Linked DNA regions of Mus musculus: region 2 is linked to region 1. The links are chromatin loops, found by intact Hi-C in ENCODE. Cell type or tissue: left cerebral cortex. All regions are shown on one strand.

Region 1 (8,000 bases):
AGGATAGGATGACATCACCTGTTATCACACCGAGGGAGGCCCATGTGGTTAGATAGTCACCCCAGGGCTGAAGAGGCATGATCTGATGAATGTATACTAGGATTCTTAGCTTTCATTGTAGACATAATTGGGAGAGCAACCTAATTCTTATAAACATGAGAAATTATATCCTTTCCATTAGAGGGATTACATATCTGTTTTTACCTCAAGATTACTTATTTGTGTGTGTGTGTGTGTGTGTGTGTGTGTGTGTATAGGTGTGTATGTAAGCAGGCCTGGCACATGCATGCCATGGCATGTTCATGGAGGTCAGGAGACTACCGTAGGAGCTGGTTCACTCCTTCTACCTTAAAGATCTCCGGGATCTAACCTGGGTCCTTGCGTTCAGTAGAAGAGTCTTAATTCACAAAACCATCTTGATGAACCTTTGAAAAATATTTTAATAGCTCAAATTGATAACCTTTGCCTCACATTCAGCATCCAATGTATTATGGATACATCATTTATGCGATTAATTTTATAAATATTTTCAGGTGTCTTGTTAGGGTTTCCATTACTGTGAAGCCATGACCAAGGCAACTCTTACAAAGGCAAACATTTAATCAGGACTGGCTTATAGTTTCAGAGGTTTAGTTCATTGTCATCATGGTGGAAAGCATGGTAGCATGCAGGCAGACACGGTCCTGGAAGAACCCAGAGTTCTGCATCCTGATACAAAGGCCGCCAGGAGAAGCCTGATTTGTACAGGCAGCCAGGGGGAGGGTCTCTTCTGCGCTGGATGGAGCTTGAGCACTAGAAGCCCTCAGATCCCCCTCCCCCACAGTGACGCACTTCCTCCAACCAGGCCACACCTCCTCATAGTGCCACTCCACATGGGCCAAGCATATTCAAACCACCACAGCAGGTATCTATTCCAGCTTGTTTTTATTTGATGTCATCCTTACTCTTTTGCTCCTCATACAACATCTCCACCCAACACTGGTTTTAAATGTTATTTAAGATAATTCTCACACCACGAAATCCAGAATCCTCTGTAAGATTTAATACTTCATTTTCCCACCTATCTGGACTGAATGTGCCCTTTAAGTTAGGCAGAACAGAGAGAGACTGTGTGACAAAGTGGACAGGGTATACACAAACATTAATTTAGAGATATGTGCTTTGATGGAGGTGACCCAGCCCATAAAGAGAATTTTACCTGTGTCTGTTGAGCACTCAATAGCTTAGACAATAACCACTCAGAGAAATGAGGCCCCCTTTTGCTATGGTGTCAAAGACTAGGCGGGGAGGAAGGGTTAGAGGATACAGATATAAGCAGAGGGATTTAATCTTTTTAGTGGAAAATTATCTCTGCAGGGAGGCAAGAGTCCTCTGTGCATACACCAGGAGGTCTGGCTATTCCCTGGAGGACTGGCAGGAAGCACCAAGTCACTGTGTCCAGGCCAATGGAGCAGGCCTCCGTTGACTTCCTGGCATTGTAAAGATTCTGGCCCGATGCCCCAGCATCCCTCAGAAAGTGATTTCTCAGAATTGTCTGGTCCTCCAGGGATGTGCAAGCATTTTAAATTGAGTTACAAAGAGAATACACAAACATTGTCCGTGGAGCATCTGGTCAAACGTGATGATTTTCAGAGACGTTAAGAAGCCATGGAACAGCATGAAAGCCTGGGCGTAGAAAGTCAGCAGTGTCTATAAACCTGTTATCCATTTGTAGTCATCTTTTCTCTTTCAAACTCCATGTTTACATGTTTCTTATTATAGCAATAATGAGAACAAGGATAACGTTAGCATTTATTAACTGTTTAAAACAATTTTAACTTCTCAGTTCCAAAAATGTCATTTAATCTTTGGAATAACCCCTGTAACAGAGTCTATCTCTACCTAAGAATGAGGAAAGCAAGTCATAAGGTGATTAAAAAAAAAAAAATTGGGCTGGAGAGATGGCTCAGTGGTTAAGGACACTGATTGCTCTTCCAGAGGACCTGGGTTCAATTCCCAGGACCCACATGGCAGCTTAGTCTGTAACTCCACTTCTAAGGGATCTGACACTCTCATACAGACATACACGAAGGCAAAACACCAAGGCACATAAGATAAAAATAAATAGATAAGAATACTGAAAAAATTAAGAAGGAAAAGGGAACTATTAGAACTAAGTATGAAATTCAGATGGTTTGCTTTCAGAAAAACTGAAACTTTTAACAAGAAGGTGAGCTAATTACATTCAAATTCTAGCCTATTTTTCCCCAGTTATTCTATTTATTGAATTGAAAACCACGCACCCTGTCCATTCTATACACACTGGCATACCTAAGAGCAAAGGCTTCCTGTTAACAGGGACTGCATCTGTGATATCGTTAAGAATGTGCATCATTAGTTCAGCAAACAACGCCAGGTGATGTTTTCTCTGAAGCCCTTTGTAGGCATGATGGTGGTCGGTCTGTTTAGCCTAAGTTACATTTTACTTTAAGGAGTTTGAGAAGCCCAACTACCCAGTACCTTTGTTTTTCCCTTTTGTTCTCCACTTGTGCACAACATTCTGCCTACCTAGGTGCAGTCTCAGAGTTGAAAAGACAGAATAGCTTTCTTTGCTGTCCTTGAATTTGTAACGTCTCCTCTCCTTTAACCCCCCCCCCCAAAAAAAAAAAAACCAAAAAACCATGTTTTAGCCATGCTACATACAACCACAGAGAAGTCTGGACCCTGTCGCTGGCCTGGGAAATACTCTGGCTTCCTTACAGATCTCTGTGACAATGTTCCTCTTCTCCCTTTGAACTTTTCCCAAACTGTTGTTCAGATAAGCCGAAGGCTCCAAAGGAACCTTTGCTGATATCCATCAGTATTGTTCATTCCAGGGTGAACAGGACATCTCATTTTAAAAAGGCACTTGAAAACCTCTTACCAAAAAAAAAAAAAAAAAAAAAAAAAAAAAAAAAAAACAGATGAAGATACGATCAAGAATTGGATGAGTGTTTAAAAACCCCAAGTGGTTTCCATCAGGGTTTTAATCTAGAGTATTCTTAACTTTTAGCCATAATATACTGAACTGACTGTCTTTCTTCTGTATGAATAGTTCTTACAAGCTTTTCTGGATCCTTTCTGTTTGTGGGCTGTGGAGAACTAGTCTTTTCCTCCCTCTGGGCATTATTGAATCTCTGGATTTGTGGAGCACGTTTATTATTTCATTTTATTTTATTTTTATTTTTTAAAAATTTATTTATTTATTTATTTTTATTCTGGTCTGCCATTCACCCCGCCCCCGCTCACCATTCCATCCCCGCCCCCAAGAGGATGTCGCCACCCCCTCCCCTCACTTTACCAGACCTCCCCACTCCCCAGGGCCTCAAGTCTCTCAAGGGTTAGGTGCATCTTCTCTGAGGCCAGACCCAGCAGTCCTCTGCTGTATATGTGTTGGCCGCCTCATATCAGCTGGTGTATGACGCCTGGCTGGTGGCTCAGTTTCTGAGAGATCTCCGGGTTCCAGGTCAGTTGAGACTGCTGGTCTTCCCATGGGGCTGCCCTCCTCCTCAGCTTCTTCCAGCTTTTCCCCAATTCATCCACAGGGGTCCCCCGCTTCTGTCCATTGGTTGGGTGCTAGTATCTGCATCTGACTCTTTCAGCTGCTTGTTGGGCCTCTCAGAGGGTTCATTATATTTTCAACTGGTCCACAGCATATTCATATCAACTGCTGTTTTTCAGGTGAAAGCATTGTTCCTTCTGTTCTAGATGAATCACTGGAGATGTTTACGCAATCAAAAGGCTGGTCTTTCTTCACACTGAACTACCCAGAATGGGCACCACAGCCCTCGAGCGCAGGGGCGTTTGGGAAAGTGACAGTCTTTGGATCTGAGGACAGGAAGATATCCTGTGATTAGACTTCACGTTGCCATCTAGAACCTAGTTCCATGGGACAGTAGGATTAAGAACACATGCATAGTATAGTTCAACACGTAAGTCTGTGATCGTATTTCAAAATTCAGAGGCAGGTCTTTCCAAGTCAAGGTCAACATGTCAGGAAACATGGACAATGGGAACGGGGCAGGGTAAACATCTCCAAGCAAGAATAAAGCGGGGTGGGGGTGGGGCTGACCGGCCCTCCCTTCCCCCAACAAAGTAGACTCCATCAAAGGGAACAACGTTTGTGAGTTGTCATTCCATCCTTTGTGAAGGTGCGGGGCTGCTGTGGGGGTAGGAGTCCATCTCCCCGCCTGGCACGGTGTCCTAGGCATCAGCGAAGGCCTGGAAAGCATTCTACATTCGCCTGCATAGGTTCATTCACATCTCTGTGGTCCTGCGCTGGGCGCTTCCTCTAGCGGAGTAAAATAACAAGAGCGCAGACGGACCTGTCGGGATGCAGCCCGCCCTTGGGAGCCCTTTTGTTCTAGGCAATAAAAACCAACACACAGTGAAAATAAATCAAAACTCAGCATCCATATCCCTCTCCTCCTTCTCGATCTCTCCATGCTTTCAGGAAAAGCGACAGAAGCATCTTTGCTCGTTTGCATCCCTAGGGTGGGGTGGGGGCTGGGGAGGTAACAAGCCATGGGAGGCGGGCATTGTATCCACTGGGGGGTGGGGGGGACGACGCAATCTGTATTGCCAGCTGAGGCTGAGGTGGCAGGCTCAAGCAGCTTGGACTCTCTGTAGCTCCTAGCTGCCTACCAGGGTTGCGCGGAGCAGCTCCAGGTTCCTGAGGCTGAAGCCCCCGGTCGCGCGCCGCCGCGCCCCGCCCCATCGTCCCCGCAGCCTCGCGGGCTGCTGGGCTTTGTGGTTCGCCGGTGCCGCTGGGCCCCTGCTGGGGGTGTCGTCAGGAGCATGTGCAGACAGCAGCCCAAGGTAGAGCGAGCGTGCCGGGCGAGCCCTAAGACTTGCCTGGCAATGCCATGTTTGTGTGGGTGCTCTAACTCCGGGAGAGCAATTAGGGAGACGGCTCCCCGGCCGCACTTGGCTCATGTTTTCTTGTTTCTGTTTCAGCCTTCAGGATAATTCCTTCGGCAGCGCCGCTGTAACTGAGTAAGTGCTTCTTGCCCTTACAATCGACTTGCATTCCTGTCTCCGAAGCAACTATGGTGAAGGTATCCCCTCCCGCTGCCACCCCACTCCACCCCACCCCACCCCTGTCCCCAAGCCCTCTTTCCAGGCGATGCATTGTCTCCTGGATCCTGAGGCTGCGAGGCTGGCGGGGCCCACAAACCTCACACAGGTTGCAGCCAGTATTTTGGCAGCTCGGGGTGGAGGGTGCGCGGGGGTAGGGAGTGAGGAGCGGAAGCGGGGGGTGGGGGGAGTAATAAACCTAGCTTGATTGCTGCGGGAGGCTCCGTGGCCCAAAATATGCAATCTTGGAGCTTAGCTTAAAAAAAAATCTATGTGACATGTCAGAAAGGAAGCTGGGTTGTATTTTGCCAACATGAGTGTCAGTTTTCATGGAGTGCACGCAGTGTACATTTGCCCCAAATAGACGGATGTGAGCTAGCAGGAGTTTAATTCCAGCATATTTAAACAGGGTAAACTCACCTTCCCTCTCCGTGTGTACAGATTTTTAAGACACAGTGCGGTAAACTTTTCTAGATGCCTTTTTGTGATTTTTCTCGTCTGGCCACAATAATGTGACTATAGAGAAACGCCTTGCCTGACTAACAACCTAATAACAGTTCATAGTGGAGGGAAGGGAAATAATGTTTTACTCTAGGCCAGCCCGTGTGTGTGCGTGTGTGTGTGTGTGTGTGTGTGTGTGTGTTGATATTGATAGTGCTTTGTTTTTATTTTGGTCATCTCTTCCTTAGTATTTTCTTAATAGAATCTATATATCAGAGGTGAACGTGGAGTAGATTTTGCTGGCACTGTATGCAATTCACATATAGCTGGGAGTATAAACTATATGTATTCCATTTTATCGTAGGGAAATTAGTGTTTACTTCTGGGACCTTTTGGTAAAAGCTACTCGGTAAAAGCTTTTTGCAGCAGGCTGTGTGTGTGTGTGCATGCGCAAAGTTGTGTATCCCACTACTTAAGAGAATTGTGAGTTTCATACAGAGGCTACAAGTGGCTTAGAAGCTGTTTGCTAAAGAAACCTGAACAGTGACGAGAGCATCTTTTGGCTTTCAGATCCTGCCACTGTTGCAGAGACTTGGAGAGGGAGGGCTGAGGTTCCACTGTGCTTTCTGGGCCTCTTCCCCATGCACTTTTGCTTGTCTGGTTTGCTACTGACTTAGTACCCCGCTTTGAGCTCATCTAAGTGGGGTCTCTTTAAAATAAGGACCAGGTTGACTTTCAATGATTCACTATGGCCTGTCCACTGGAACCCTGGACACGATAGTGACATTGCCTTGCAATAGAAAGATAGAGAAAGAGAGAGGTGGGGAGAGATACCTGTGGGCCAAGGATGAGGCCTGAATTTCCTGGATAAGTGGTCAGGTAACATCTCTCTTTTCCTCTGGGTTCCTTGGCACCACATGTTTTTCTGGGCCTGATTCTTGGGAGTGTTGTGTGGCTGTATTCCTAGAGTCAGCCATAGTCACAGGCCCAGGAGTTTCAAGATGGAGACTTTTAGTTCCAGCTTTCATATGGTGTGTGTGTGTGTGTGTGTGTGTGTGTGTGTGTGTGTGTTTGTTATGGTTAAATGCTGGGGAGACTCTTGGTGTCTTGTCCTTGGATACTCCCCAAGGAGTTCTGATTGCATAAGATCACGTTACCCTCAGAGAAGTGACAGAGGTTCCTTTTAAAAGGCTGTGAGTAGTGTCTGGGAAGCCATCTGGCTAATGCAAGAATCTAAGGAACTTGCAACACACCCAAAGCCCCACAGGTGTGACCCGGCTCAGCTGAGGGGCGTCCTAAACCAGTGGTTGTCAAAACGGAACATTGTTCATCTTCTCCTCTCAATAATATGAAACTGTTCCTGGGTCTGTGGACTCCCGGCAGGACCAGAGGGTGCTATCCTGAGACACAGACATAGCAGCTTGTCCTGGAAGTGTTTGGGTGCCATGTTAGTCTGTCCCGAGGAGGTTCTTTCCTCTTCAATGTTTCTGAGAGGCAAAGATCCTCTGGCTCCTGTCTTCACCCATGTCCAGTGCCTCCTCTCCAGACCACTGAAAGTTCAGGCCTCTGGTGTTGATCCTTATTAAAATGGAAATTAAAAACTCTGTGCCTTGGAAGGCGCATCCAAGCAGTCATTAGAGTTCCCTATGAATTATTTTATCAGATAGACTTATGTGAGAGGATGCTGCTTGACCAGTCGTGATTATTTGTATGTGCGCGCGCGCCTGTGTGTGTATGCATATGTGTGCCGTGTGCGCTCATACAGTGTGTGCATGAGGGAGCCTTTGGAGGTCAGAGGTTAACATCCTATGTCTCCTTTGATTTCATTCAACCTCATTTCTCACTGAACTTGGAGTTTATGATGGGTTAAGACTGGCCAATGAGCTCTGGGGAATCCTCCGGTCTCCATCCATCCCCAGACCCAAGGCTTTATAGGTACCACCACTAGGATGGACTGACTTTAAAGTGGTTGCTGGGGACTCACATTCAGGTCTTCATACCTGAGCCTAAGACAGTGTCCCACTGAGCCAGGGCTCTGTCTCCCCAGCTGGAGGTCCTGGGAAGAGTCACAGGAAGAGTGGAATTAGGAATCAAGGGGCAGAATCCTTTTCGTTTTGTTTTTCTCAGGCCTTGAAAGGCCTGTGCAGATCTGGGTGAATTTAACTCATTCTCTATACAATCCCTCCCCCAGCCCCCTCCCCCAACATCAGAGTGGCCTTAGCCTTTTGTTACTTCTGCAGCATCTTTTCAGGACGTGCTGTTTTTAAAGTCTGTTGCTGGGTCACTGTGTTTAGATTGGTGCCTCCTTTGCCAAAGTCCTGCCTAGGAGCCTCTAAGGGTGGTTAACACAATGACCTGATAACCTCCACCTGGAGAAGACTGACTCTGGTGAAAGCTATAGACCCTCCAGGCTAAGAGAAGACCTAGAATTTGGATGCGAGTCAGGTCAGAGGTAGCTTGGGTTC
Region 2 (8,000 bases), 81 kb after region 1:
TTCTTTCCATTCAGTAGAAGGGGACTCCAAAGTCATTTAGAGCGAGGTTCCTGGTAGGCAGGCTGGCCCAGAAGTGAAACCCTGGGAGGTAGAGTGATGAGTCACGAACAGTAGGTACCTCATGTGGCTTGTCAACACGGCCAGGCCTCTTCCCTGCAGCCGGTGTTTGGGGGGCATCCACCCTGAACACAGAGTCCAGTCCTGGAGTGATGACCACCTACCTACTGCTGCTTTTAGAGAGTGCCTTCTCCCCTCCCCTCAGTTCCCCTGGGAACAGCCCTCCTAGCCAGGGTTCTAACTCATTACGGTTACATCTGCCTCTTTTTACAGGTGACAGAAAAATAACAATCTAGGTTTGCAATAGCCAGGATGCTTTCCCATAGTCAGGCAGGATACAGAGCACCGTGGGCATCCCCCGTGGTTCTGTGAGAACCTGAAAGACATCTTTTGCTTTTGCAGATTACACAAGAACACACAGGCGTCTGAGCCAGGCTGCACGCACCACATTAAAAAAATAAAATAAAAAGATTGAAGCCGGGCGTTGGTGGCGCACGCCTTTAATCCCAGCACTTGGGAGGCAGAGGCAGGCAGGTTTCTGAGTTCGAGGCCAGCTTGGTCTACAGAGTGAGTTCCAGGACAGCCAGGGCTACACAGAGAAACCCTGTCTCAAAAATAAAATAAATAAATAAATAAATAAATAAAGATTGAGAGTGTATCTCTCTGCTAGAATGCTTGCCTAATGTGTGGGAAGCCCTGGGTTCTTTCCCTCCGCTGCCTAATACCAGGCATGGTGATACACACCCATGATCCCACGGCTCAGGGGGGTAGAGTCATGGGGATCAGAAATTCAAGATCGTCCAGAGTGTTGGCTAGCCTGGGCTACACAAGACTCTGCCACTCAAGAGAGAATCAGAAATGTCCACCTCCTTTTACACATGATTCTTTTTAAAAAGTCATTGTGAAATACATTTAATAGGAAAAACATGCCGTCCTAAGCCCTCGTAAGTATACCACTCAGCCATACTAAGTCCATACACCTTTCTGTGAATTCTTCACACCTGCGTCTTTCTTTCTTCATCACACAGAACTGAAATTCCAAACCCATGAGACAACTCTCTCCCTTTCCCCACCAGCCCTGGGGAATCCGTGTTCTGCTTCCTGGCTTTATGGGGTTTCTATACTCTTGTGTATAAGTGGAATTACATAGGATTTATCTTTCTGTGGCTGGTTCTTTTCACTCTATGGTAGCCTATGTCAGTCACTGTCTTCCCCTTGAATTTTAAGGACTGTTCTCTGTAAGGTCATCCACGTTTTGAGCATCCATTCATCTGCCTGTGGACCCTTGGGCTCTATCACCTGGCATTAGTCTTTGAGGTGTACCATTGCAAAGTACCCACAGACTGGGTAGCTTAAACAGCAAACATGTTTCTCACAGCTTTGAGTTTGGAAATTCAACATCAGAGTTCCCACTGTCTTAGTTTCTCCTGAGGCCTCCTCTCTCCTTGGCCTGTACAGGGTTGCATTCAAATGGGACCCTTATGGAGCCTTCTGGATGTGAATGCCCCCATGGTCTCAGGTTCTTACCAGGCCATCAATCTTATTGGGATGGGTTCTGATCTGTATGGGATCTTTTAACCTTATTTACATCCTTAAAAGGCCCTGTCTTTAAGTATAGTCACATTGAGAATAGAGCTTCAATGGAGGAACTTTGGAATGGAATTCAACCAATAACACCTCTAAGCTCCTGAAACGCCGTAGATGTGGGTGCTCACAAAACTGTCCAAGCCTTTGAGTTCAGTTCTTTCCAGTACATACCTGACAATGAGGCTGTGTAATATGGTATCTGTATCCTTAAGATACGCAGGGCCCACCATGCTCTTTCCTGCATGGCTCTATCACGCCACAGTTCCATGGCATTGTCTAGCTCTTTACTGTACATGAAAGTGCTTGTGAAGAGACCATTCTGATTTCCTTGATGTCGACCTTGGTGTCCATCAACTGATTGATATCCACCGAGTGATTGATTGGTTATCATCAACTGATTGGTATCTACCAACTGATTGATTGGTATTCATCAATTGATTGGTTACCTCCAACTTATTGGTTACCTCCAACTGATTGGTGTCCTCCAACTGATTGGTGTCCTCCAACTGATTGGTGCCCTCTAACTGATTGGTGACTGATGGCTAGATTCTTCTAGAAACTTGGTGCCTTTGCTCTATCTGCTTCTCTTCTCAGCAACCTTGAGCTCTCTCTCAGCTGCTGGAGTCATGTCCCAGCAGGGAGAAGAGGGCCACGGAAATCATCTACTCTCAGGCTATGCTTGCTGCTTTGGCTGTTAGGAATCACCTCTGAGGGCAGACAGTGTTCATGTCAGCTCGTGAGCGTATCTGTGCCCGGTGGAGAAGGGACCTGAGTTGCTGAGGTGCCCACTGACTTCAGAATGTCTGAGAAAGTTTCAAACATCCCTCGGGGGAGCATCATGTGAAAAACACTGCTGCCATGTCAGCTCAGTGGCTAAAAGCAGTGGGGAGAAATTGGTAGAGGGATGCGGGAGGAGATACTTGGGTAGGTAGGCATACAAGAGTGTATATAAGGCAGAGTGTTGTGAGTTAGAGGCACAATGTGAAGGAACAGGGGTTGGTATGAGGGTATTGAACATGCATGAAGAAGGATATGGGCCAGTCAGAAGTAGGGGTGTATGTGTGAAAGAGGAGGAAGAGTGGGGGGTCTTGTTAGTATGGGAGTGGTAGGTAAAGAGATGTGCTTGTAGAATAGGGTATGTAAGTGGGGGTTGAGGTTGGCATGAAAATGTACATAGTATGAGCATTTGGGGGTTAAGGTATGTTAGAGTATATGTATGTGTGAGTGGTATTGGAGGCAAGGTGTGTGGGGGAGGTGTGTGTGTATGTGTGTGTGTGTGTGTAGGTATGTGGGCCAGGCGGGGGTTGGAGCTGTAGAGTGGGGTGCTCCAGCGTGTGCCTGCGTGGCATATGTGAGGGGGCGAATAGTGTAAGAGTTGCCGATGTTGGAAGGTTTGGGTAGGGAAGAGGACCAATGGCCCTGCTTCCTGTGGCTGCCCTTGCCGCAGCTGGAGGGAGGTGGGCGGATTCGTAACCTGCTGAGCTGTCCCGCTGTGGCCTGGAAGTGCCCAGCCTGGACTCAGGCATGATTCATTTTCACCTGCCAGGGGAATCAGTTTGCCGGGGCTGCTGCATCAGAAGTGCGTCAGTCTGCATGACTTGTCCTTACTAAGAACCTGGGAGAAATTAAAAATGCGACACGAGGGGGTAGGCGGGAGATTGTACTGTAGGCTGCAAAGGATCAATTGCTCTCCATCAAGTAGCTGAGTTAGGCTAAAGGGGCCAGCGCCAGCTCCCAAGACTCCTTTCCCCAGAGGAGGCAGCTGCAGCATCCCCCACCCCTCACCCCCGCCCCCTGCAAGAGAAGTAACTTTAGAAGGCGTGCTGTAAAGCTAGGTGAAAGGGCCCAGAAGCCCCTCCTAGATGCCAGGCAGCCTCTGCAGCTGTAACTCTTTGTGTGCTGCGGTCTGCCGCAGTCTGTGTCTTGGAGGGACGGTGGCTTTTATGAATGGTAGCCTGGGAGTGGCCTAATGTCTGGCTCCTGATGTCAGCACAGTGAATGAACAGTTGCGCGGAGGAGCGTAAAAGCCCCAGCACTTGCGAAGCGGACACCTTCTGAGATTGGCTCTCCAGATGCAGTGTCTCTTGCTGACGAAATCCCAGGTCCCATGTATCACGGATAAACCGTATACGTTAGGATTGTAACGAGCCAGAAACTGAAGCTGCTGAGGACCATTGTGCATCTGACTGGGGACCAGCAGCTCCTTTCCCCGAGAAACAGCTGCAGCTAGCCGAGACCCCTTTCCTGCCAGGCACCGGACGAAGCTGCCGGAGAGCTGCAGCCCCCAGAGCTGTGTGTTAAGGCAACCGCTTAGCTGGCTTCATGTTCTGCTTTTGTTGGCAGAATTCCTTGCTGAAGCTCCAAGCCCTCGAGTCTGGTCTGTGCTCCGCGTTTCTGACGACCCAGGAAGAAGATGGCCAGGTGCACGGAGTTAAGGACCCGGCCCCAGCTTCCACGCAGAGTGCGCCTGCCGACAGCGCAGATCCTGCAGGTAAGAGGCAGAGTCTGGGGGATGTCCCGCGTGGTACTCAGGAGACAGCTCAGCCTCCGCCTGGACTCCGGACAGAAATGATGCAACATCAAAGCCCAAGCCTAGGAGCTGCTGAGGGGGAACGGGAGGTTTTAGGATTAGTTGCCAGGCAGACTTTCTTAAATGGGAGTCAGCTGGAAGCATCGGGTTACAACTTCTTGCAATTTTTCTGGTTGCTCTGTAATGAGGAGTAGTGTGTTCTACTGGACTTAGATGGTCTGTACTATCTTAAAACTTAGCATGCGTTTGGGACACTGAGGACCAGGGGAGTTTCATCTCCTCTGTTCACTCTCTGTATAACTGATCTTACGCTGAGTAAGCAGGGATGAGTGGTTAGCTCTGGGCTCATTCCGATCGTGTATCCTTGTTCCAGCTTCTTCTGCGTCTGATTTTTTTCCCCCTTCGGTTTTTCTACTTTCAATCCTAGGGACGGCTGTTTGGCTAGCCAACAGAAGGCAAATTAATACTCTCAGGAAGAATTCCAGAGGAAGGAAATAGCAATTTACCTGAGGAGGAAGTTTATCCTTCTCTATACAAATCTGACAGAGGCTTGCAGCCGGCTCCCTGGATTGAGGGCGGGGCCTCAAAGGGCTTAGGGAAGCTAGCTCTAGAAGAGGCCTGTAATCTCCAGGGTTTAGAGGAAGAGATTGGAAATGGCAATCCAATTCAGTAGCATGAACAGCAGTCCTTACTTAACACACTTCTGTTTAAGAACATCTCACGTGCCCTAAGCAGGCCGGATGGTCATCTGCAGTGTTGGAATTTGTTTTAATTAACAGTGCTTATAGGAGCTGCTAAGGGTAGCTAGTCCTGTTACTTATATTCCTATGATCAGGGAACTGTTTATGCATTTTTATGGTAGTAACTTACTGAAGTGAACCATGGAGCAATACTCGTGGCCATGAGGACCCTGAGGCCTAGTGGGACATAGTAAGTGTCAAAAGACTGCCCTGTGGCCACATGTCATTGACAGTTGATGGCCTCCTTGGGGGTAAGTGCCTCTTGTATTGGGCACTGTGTTTGGGTCAAATGTAGGTAGAATACTGATTGGGACAGGGGCCAGTCAGTGCTTTAAATAAGTTGTGAATTTACTTAGGGGCTGCCCACAGAAAGGGACAAGCAAGACTTCCAGTGACAGTGTTCAGTGACAATTGGTAGGAACCAGGCAAAAGGTTCCTTTGAGACAGGGCTCGTGGTTCGGATACTGGCTTCTATTTTTTTAATTTTTAGATTTATTTTTATTATTTTATGCACCACACGTGCTTGTGCTTGAGAAGGTGGCAAGCCTCCACATAGGTACTGGGAATGGAACCTGGGTTCTTACAACGACACTCATGAGTTGCGCTTAACCCTTGAGACAACTCTCCAGCCTGGGTACTGAATTTTTTTAAATGCAGAAAACTTGAAAGTACTGAGAGCTTCTGCCCGGGTAACCAAACTCTGAATAGAGAACTAAGGGTTTTCACAGACCCCAGAGAGTTTCTTCATCCAGCTGAGGAGTTGTCAAGTTGAATTTGTAAATATTTTCATGGGGTAAGGTTTGGTCTGATTCACTCCACAGGAAGCCTGTGTAGTTTATAGCTCACTGGTTATGGTTTGGAACAGTAGGGTTTTTTGTTTGTTTGTTTGTTTTGTTTTTTGTTTGTTTGTTTGTTTTTTGCTGGTTAGAATGTAATTACAGCATTTGTTTCCATATTTTTCTGTTCCCCAACTCTTCCTACTACCTCCTTAAATTCCTGGCCTCCTCATTTTTTGTTATCTCCTTTTCTCTCTCTCTCCTCTTTCTCCACACACACGCACGCACACACGTACACACGCACATAACCTGCTGAATCTGTTAAGTATTTCTTGCTTGTATATTATTTCAGGGCTGACTACTTGCTATTGGATGAGCAGTTAGGGAGCTCCTCCCTGGGGGAAGGCCTACTTCTCACCCTCAACAATTGCCTGTAGTTCTTTGTCTAGGGGTGGGCCCTGTGAGATTTCCAAACCTCCCATGGTTAGATCGATCAGCAGTTCTTAGTTGGTAGGGAGTATATATGGATTTCTGGGGTTATTATTATTAATTTTTAAGGCTTTGGAATAGTAGGGGGTGTGTGTCTATGTGTGTATAAAATACCCATGGTGTATGAGTACATGTGTTTGCACACACATATATTTAAATCCCTGGTGAAAAGAGGACTGTATAAGATTATCATAAATGACCACAAGTCCATAGAAGATTATATTACAAATTTAATAACCCTGTATTCCATGTCAATAGTAGATTCAATAATCATTATAAATAGTACAAAATCCACCCAATGGTTTTTATAGGAATTCCTGGATATGATCTGCCAGCAGTGACTACTAATGGTAAAATTCACAAATAGAAACTGTTGTCACTATAAAAAAGTTTAGATTCACTTTAGACAACTAGTACATGACTTAAGTTACTTAAATCTCACAGTCCAGGTTTGAACTAATGGTCTGATAGAACAGCGGTAGTAAATTGTCTGTTGTTCAAACCTTGGTCTTTAAGTTGATCTATAGGTTATGAAGTTCCCACTCACTCAGTAAGATGCTTGAAATGGCATCTTGTTCTGTGAAGTCAGTTTCAAACACAGTCAGCCACAAGAGTGGATTTCCTGGTGCCCTGTAGGCACAGACTGGTCTCAACAGCATTCTAGAGATTTCTTATACTCCATAGTCATCAAGAGGATTGACCCACAGGGAGGTTTTCACTCTTTATCCTAAACCATCTTGGGTACCAGTTCCAGAGTCTGATACATTGATAATCACTCTGAGCAAAAGGATCCAGTAGTCAAGAGGATAATGTCTCAGAGAGAGAATTTCAAGGCTTCTGACTGTGCTTTACCACTGTTATCAACGGACCACAGGAGACTTACGACTCAGCATCTAGGGGCATATCAATCAACTAGGTCATATCAATCAATCTAGGTCGGAATCAATCATCTTCATCTATTAAGATGGAGATTAGAAAGTACTCATGCACCAAGGTCACAGGCAGGTGAGATGGCTCATGGACAAGGACCAGTGCATAGACAACATCTTAATACAGGGGTCCCTGTATTAAGTAATTTGAGAGCATCGGAAGGCCCATGAACTGTTCTTGCTTGTGGAGTACTGTCTGGTTTGGGACTAAAATGTCTCTCACATGCTTGAGGTGTGTCCTAAGCCCCAGATATAATCTCGCATAGGTCATCCTACCTATGACTTGCCAAACACATCGTCTAAGATAGGAACTGTTAGGGTATGGGTCTTTGTGTCTTTCTGGTTGACTCTGCTCTCCATTGTAAAAGTCCTGGAGAAGGGACCATGTGGATGCAGCCCATAGGAATGGGGTGACTCCTGTCAGAAGAGTCCAGAAGTCTAGCTGACTGACTTTCTACTATTTTAGGGTAGAATGAGAAGCCAGTTAATTGAAGCCTGGAAGAGGAGGGCCCTCTCAATGGCTAGACATGGCCGTTTCCTTGAACTCATCAGACTTCCCACCTGCAGAACTGTGAGAAAGGAACTCCCCTTCTTTACTAGCCCCTCAGCCTCGGGCAGTTTGTCATAGCAGCACAGACTGACTAAGACAGAAATCCGTATGATAGTCTCAAAAACTCACTGTAGCTGGATCAGCATTTATCATTCTGGTCTGAGTGAATGTCTATTCTGGTGTCACTGGGTGGAAAATGGCCCGAGGGTTGTCCTTATGATGGCTTTCCATTTTGAAGTCTGCACAGAGACAGTTTGGCATTTCATAGGACTGAGAATAGCCCTGTTCTGTGTCTCCAAGGGTGACTGTAGAATGGAAGTTACGGTCAACGTTGTCCTTAAA

What was found. A loop is a pair of places that touch in the nucleus more often than their neighbours do. Peaks named below come from ENCODE experiments on the same cell type or tissue, not always from the same donor. Only the 100,000 strongest peaks of a DNase experiment are listed, where the experiment ranks them.
Region 2: a loop joins it to region 1, with 2.1 times the contacts of the local background. A loop is called at or near these places in 6 of 42 quality-filtered maps.

Annotation. Positions count from the first base shown.
Region 1 is chr10:70,436,063-70,444,062 of GRCm38, forward strand. Fam13c (family with sequence similarity 13, member C) reads left to right here and starts at 4,848. Exons shown (of 14, transcript NM_024244.4): 1 at 4,848-5,013. The coding sequence starts at 4,952. In left cerebral cortex, a CTCF peak has its summit at 4,778; DNase peaks (open chromatin) are centred at 3,601, 3,772, 4,322, 4,830 and 2 more places; H3K4me3 peaks cover 3,245 bases; H3K27ac peaks cover 3,511 bases.
Region 2 is chr10:70,516,791-70,524,790 of GRCm38, forward strand. It overlaps Fam13c (family with sequence similarity 13, member C), which reads left to right. Exons shown (of 14, transcript NM_024244.4): 6 at 3,988-4,135. Among named protein-coding and RNA genes, the nearest start is that of Phyhipl, 78 kb to the right of the region's middle. In left cerebral cortex, no CTCF peak of the experiment used is centred here; DNase peaks (open chromatin) are centred at 3,075, 3,681, 4,122 and 4,693; H3K4me3 peaks cover 2,652 bases; H3K27ac peaks cover 2,594 bases.